Linked DNA regions of Homo sapiens: region 2 is linked to region 1. Evidence: chromatin contacts called from ENCODE Hi-C or POLR2A ChIA-PET data. All regions are on one chromosome and are shown on one strand. Each heading gives the region's core, a stretch centred on a gene start or an enhancer-like site at or near the end of the contact. The rest is flanking DNA. Distances are from core to core; before and after follow the strand shown. Region 1 has its middle 14 kb from the start of LINC00297. Region 2 has its middle 18 kb from the start of LINC00544.

Evidence for each region. A loop is a pair of places that touch in the nucleus more often than their neighbours do. ChIA-PET counts read pairs that join two places held with the same protein, here RNA polymerase II (POLR2A). Pooled maps may share reads with other maps.
Region 2: a loop to region 1 is called in a map of naive thymus-derived CD4-positive, alpha-beta T cell, with 5 times the contacts of the local background. The contact joins two enhancer-like sites. A Hi-C loop is called at or near these places in 1 of 168 maps with a recorded cell type or tissue (naive thymus-derived CD4-positive, alpha-beta T cell) and 3 of 50 pooled maps. POLR2A ChIA-PET finds 5 or more read pairs at or near these places in 7 of 52 experiments (AG04450, CD4-positive, alpha-beta memory T cell, CD8-positive, alpha-beta memory T cell and 4 more).

Annotation. Positions count from the first base shown.
Region 1 is chr13:29,901,137-29,903,836 of GRCh38, forward strand. No RefSeq gene overlaps it. Among named protein-coding and RNA genes, the nearest start is that of LINC00297, 14 kb to the left of the region's middle. Within about 2 kb of position 1,340, at least 10 of the 41 ENCODE cell types and tissues checked have a DNase peak (open chromatin) inside an H3K27ac peak, as active enhancers do.
Region 2 is chr13:29,953,170-29,955,869 of GRCh38, forward strand. No RefSeq gene overlaps it. Among named protein-coding and RNA genes, the nearest start is that of LINC00544, 18 kb to the left of the region's middle. Within about 2 kb of position 1,367, at least 5 of the 41 ENCODE cell types and tissues checked have a DNase peak (open chromatin) inside an H3K27ac peak, as active enhancers do.

The sequences.
Region 1 (2,700 bases), core at 90-2,589:
AAGGATTGCATTGAATCTGTAGATCACATTGGATAGTATTAACAATATGCCAACAATAGCAAGTTTAGTTTCTTATTCTGACTCCCTCTTCCATCTTGAATGGGATCATGAAAGACTCTTTGCATGCATTGGGTGTGTTTGGGGTAGTGCTGAGGTGATGTTACTCTTTAAAAGCATCCCAGTAATCCTTTTGTAAGGTTGAGAATCTCATAATTTGTAATCTTTTGAGTGTAGGTTTCCTTAGAATGAAGCATGCTTGCATCAATTCTAATCCAATCTATTGTGGTGTTTCATCATCTCCCACATCACACAGAACTGATGAGGTAACACCACATTTTACTGAGCGCATTTTTATGATACTTAATTTTCAATGGCAATTATTATAAAATCTAAATTCAAGGTCTGAGCCTAAATTTTAGGACACTTGGCACCCAATTCAATATATCAAATATTACAAAATATTTATCATATCCTCTGTAGTTGCCTCTCTTGATGCCAGGCCAGATGTCACCTTATCCATCAGAGTACACCTTGCCCCTGGGCTCACATGTGGCCTCAGACACTTTCTCAACACAGCACTTCATGCGTGCATGAAAAAATAATCAGAATTGGCGCGAAAAACCTGTTTGCCAGCTCTGGAATCTATCATTTATCAGTAAATTCCCCTGCAATTTGATCAGCTTTAGGCTGATAAGAAATCAGTGATGCAGTCATTGGTCTAGAATGCTGTGTCTGAGCCTGGCCAGAGCACATTTCTAGAAGACGGAATCAGTGTTCTTTAACCAAATGAATGTCATCATTTTATCCCTTCACTACAGGGATATCAGAGAGACGCCATAACAGGGTGGAGTCAGACACACCTGAATCAAATTCCAATCTTGCAACTTACTTGCTATATAACCCTGAACAAATTACTTAATCTCTCTCAGCTTCAGTTTCCATAGCTGCAAAATGGGGTAATAAAACCTCCTTTAGATAGTTGACATGTGGTTATAGCAGGAAATATCAACATAACGCCTAGCACATTGCAAGCATTCGATTAATGGTAGACTGTAGTTATACAATTTTCAACAGCTGTGACTAGCAGGTATTAGGTTTTCCTGTGATGGAATTTAAATAAAGACATATATTAGTCATTGAAAACATAACCTCAAGCCTCCAGTTGAAACCTATGAGGATGATGTCCATCATATAGGCAACTAAAGCAATCTCAATTGGGCTGTTTTCCCACTTTCTATCCAAAACATAGCTATTTGGACAGGATCCAAAATTAAACCCTTAGGAAGCGATGAGAAAAGCAGCCAGCTGTTGTCTGCATAACTGTGGTTAACCTCTCAGCCACGCCTCTTTGGGCATTCCTCTCCAGAGAAGCAGAAAAACATGAGACACAACAGATTCAACTGCAAAATAAGTCCTTTTGACCCAGGAGATCCTGGAGGCGGCTGACATCGCAAGCAGCCTTGCTTCCCACACAGCTGTGTCCAGGCCTGATACATTTGATAAGGAGAGCTCGTCTGCAGCATTACTACCTTCTCAGCTAAAGATGATGTAGGGAGGAAAAAAGAAGAGAAGAGGAAAACGAAAGAAAATGAGTGTCATTGTATGTAGGAAGTGTTTGTTCTAAGTGCATCGTGTGGACATCTAATGCTGCCTATCAGGTGACATCATTGATAACCATTTAGGATTCCCAGAGTATCTTTTGGCAAACTTATGTTGGGCTGTGAGGACTGGGCTGTAGCCATTTCATAAGAGCACAAAGACAACTTGATCAAAGAACATAAGCAAGAAAGAATGGAGATATTTTTTAATTTGAGTTGTTTTACTTCCTTCTGGAAGCCACTTGGAATGGACACTTCAAATCAATACAATATTGGATCAAGAAGACTGCACATTTCATCCTAAGAGTGGAATCATTCAGTGCAAAGAAATAGGCTGTGGAAAGTCCTCTCCATGGGGTGATGGAGTTGCCTTGCACTCTGTGCTTCCCTAGAACAATGAGCTTCTTCCACACACTATTGTTCTTTTTTTTTTTGTAGAGATAAGCTCTCGCTCTGACACCCAGGCTGGAGTGTGGTGGCACAATAATGGCTCATAGCTCACTGTAGCCTTGACTTCTGGGGCTCAAGTGATGCTCTCACCTCAGCCTCTTGAGTAGAGGACCAGAGGTGTATACCACCATCGTGGCTAATTTTGTTTATTTTTTGTGGAGACAAGGTCTCACTGTGTAGCCCAGGTTGATCTTAAACTCCTGAGCTCAAGCAGTCCTCCTGCCTTGGCCTCCCAAAGTGCTAAAATTATAGGCATGAGCCACCAGGCCCACCTCACACACTACTGTCCTTTTTTTTTTTTTTAAAAAAAAAAATAATGTTTTTAGAGATGGGGGTCTTGCCATGTTGCCCACACTGGCCTCGAACTTCTGGTTCAAACAATCCTCCCACCTTAGCCTCCCAAAGTACTGGGATCACAGTTGTGAGCCACTGTGCCCAGCTGAAATACTTAACAGCAATTCCTTTCCAGCTCCACTGCAACACACCCATGCATAACACCTGTGGTCCTCGAACTTTAGCAGTTACAGGAATCATCTGGAGGGCTTGTTAAAATGCACATTGCTGAGCCACACCCCTGGAGACTTCAATTCTGCAGTCTAGGGGTTGACTCTGAGAATTTGCATCTCTAAGAAGTTCTCAGGTGATGCCTGTG
Region 2 (2,700 bases), core at 117-2,616, 52 kb after region 1:
TTGTTAGTAAAGCCTCATACGATGCATTCATTCAGCCATTCAACAAATATTAATTAGGAATTGACTTCTTCCACAGTTTGTGCTTGGTACTAGGTAAAATTAAAAAAGAAGCAGAGCCTGTAATCCTAGCACTTTGGGAAGCTGAGGCCAGGGGATCACCTGAGATTAGGAGTTCGAGACTAGCCTAGCCAACAATGCAAAACTCCATCTCCACTAAAAAAAAAATACAAAAATTGACCAGGCATGGTGGCAGGTGCCTATAATCCCAGCTACTCAGGAGGCTGAGGCAGGAGAATCACTTGAACCCTTGATGGGGTGGTGGGGGAGAGGTTGCAGTGAGCTGAGATTGCACCACTTCACTCCAGGCTGGGCGAAAGAGCAGAACTCTGTCTCAAAAAAAAAAAAAAAAAAAAAAAGCAGAGATGTTGTCTCAACCCAAGCTGGGCTGCTGAAACTGAGGACCTTACATTCCAGTGGGCAGGCACCGGGTACAGAGGTAGAGCTTGGGTTCCAGTGACAAGCCAGAAACTAGCTTGGGATGACTCTGAAGAATACCCTTACGTCAATATAGCTGGTATTGTACCAACACATTTAGGTCCAGAAATTGATTGCGCAATGGCATAACGGGGGAGATCTGCTTTAATTGCCATCAGTTCTGTTTTCAAAATATCTGGACTTTTTCTTCGGCCAAAAGCTCATGTGATCCAACAGAGTAATGCAGTCGCTTTAAAAAGCGAATGTAATTGTAAGCTCCATTAAATAAAAATACCGTGTCCAGATAATAAGTAACAGTAACACTATATGCTGGTCAGATGATAATTGGAAAATAATGTTCGCTACAAGGCATTATAATTAAGATGTCTCATTTAGAAAGGCAGGGTGGAGGTGCTGAGGGCTTTAGAAACGGTTCCTGATCTAGGCTGGCCGGAGGCTCTGAGTGTGTTTAGCTTGGAAGAGAGAAAACAAGGAACTATCTTCCTGTCTTCAAATATTGGAGGAGGTGTTGTGAGGACGAAGGAATAAATCGGTTTTATTTTAGGACAAGACAGAAGAGGAGCAAAGAGTGAGTAAATGTCAAGGGAAAGACAGAGGAAGTAAATAAGGAAGGAAGTGGCAAGGAGGTTGATTTTGAGTTCAATAGACGAAAACAACTTGCTGAAAAAAGCTTTCTAACAAACTAAAGTGCTCAGAATTGGAAATGGCACTCTCCAACAATGGAGAGGTCACTGTCACTTCTCAGAATGTAAGCTACATGGTCATTTGTCAAGGACCTTGAGTTCCAGCATCAGGTAGAATGTTAGCTGTCTAAGTTCTCATTCATCTACAGGACACGGGGCTTCTGCGATGGGCCGGGCTTGTCCTGCGGAGACTGTCGCCAAGGCAGGAAGTGGAACACAAGTACGTGGGCTCCTTGAGCAAAGTGCTGTTAAACAGATGGGACACTCTAGATGCATTAGTTAAAGCCAAGCATGTTTCTAGACACTTCTAGAGAAGGAAACTTTCCCTAACGTCACAGCGGGGTCGGGGGTAAAATGGGCGGGTCTTCGTGAGAAGTGAGCTCCTTCTATGACAGGTATGAAAGAGAAAGCTCGCTGGTTCCAGGTGACAGCTCCCATCGAAAATTCCAGGAGCTGCTCTGGAGGAAATGGTGCTGAGATTTGCAAAGGGCAAAGAACAAATGATGCAAGAGACGGAGGAAATATGGACTCGGCCCAAACACAGTCCCGTCAGGGGCCGTCTGTGGGAATGTGCCGCTGTTCTTGTGCTATTTCAGCGCAAAATATTTAGGAAATAGAGAGACACACAGAATGGCAATTCAAACTGATTCATCTACCTGATTTAAAAAAATAAAATATTGCTTCAGCTTAGTCCAAAATGTAACACATGGAGGTATAACCTTTTAGTTAAAAAATCATTCTTTTTCTTACCATACTGAGAGATCTTTGCCGGTAGAGAAAATGTCCTGTTTATTTTGGTATCCCTAGAGTTTAACATAGAGTCTACATATAGCAAAAGTTTCAATAAACATTTAGTATACCAAACAGAAATGTGATTTTTGGATGGCAGAGGGGTTGAGATATCTGGGCAAGAACAAAGTGTGATTTTCACTTTCTCTGGTCTTCTGTTGTCCCAGCAAAACCTCCCTCTGCTCCAAGGACAGCAGGATGCCCTGAGCTCTTGGTTGCAGCACAGCGTCCTCTAGCCCCCTCCATGGCACCCTCAGCTGACTTACTCACTCATGCATTCAGCAAATGTCCTTTGAGCCCCTACCATGTGCTAGGCTCCATGCCAGGGCTGGGTTATAGTGACAGAAAGACCAGTAGGATCCCTGCTTCCTGCAACTCTTCCTCTGAGTCTGCATTGGTGGGAGTGATGGCATTGGGAGTTGAGTACCTGGCATCAATTAAACAGAAAAAAAAAGTTTCTTTTAAAAATTTCCAATGGAGATGTGAAAGTATATATATATATTTTTTGAGACGGAGTTTCACTCTTGTTTCCCAGGCTGGAGTGCAGTGGTGTGATCTTGGCTCACTGTAACCTCTACCTCCTGGGTTCAAGTGATTCTCCTGCCTCAGCCTCCCAAGTCACTAGGATTACAGGTGCCCACCACTATGCCCGGCTAAGTTTTTTTATTTTTAGTAGAGATGGGGTTTCACCATGTTGGCCAGGCTGGTCTCGAACTCCTGACCTCAGGTTTTA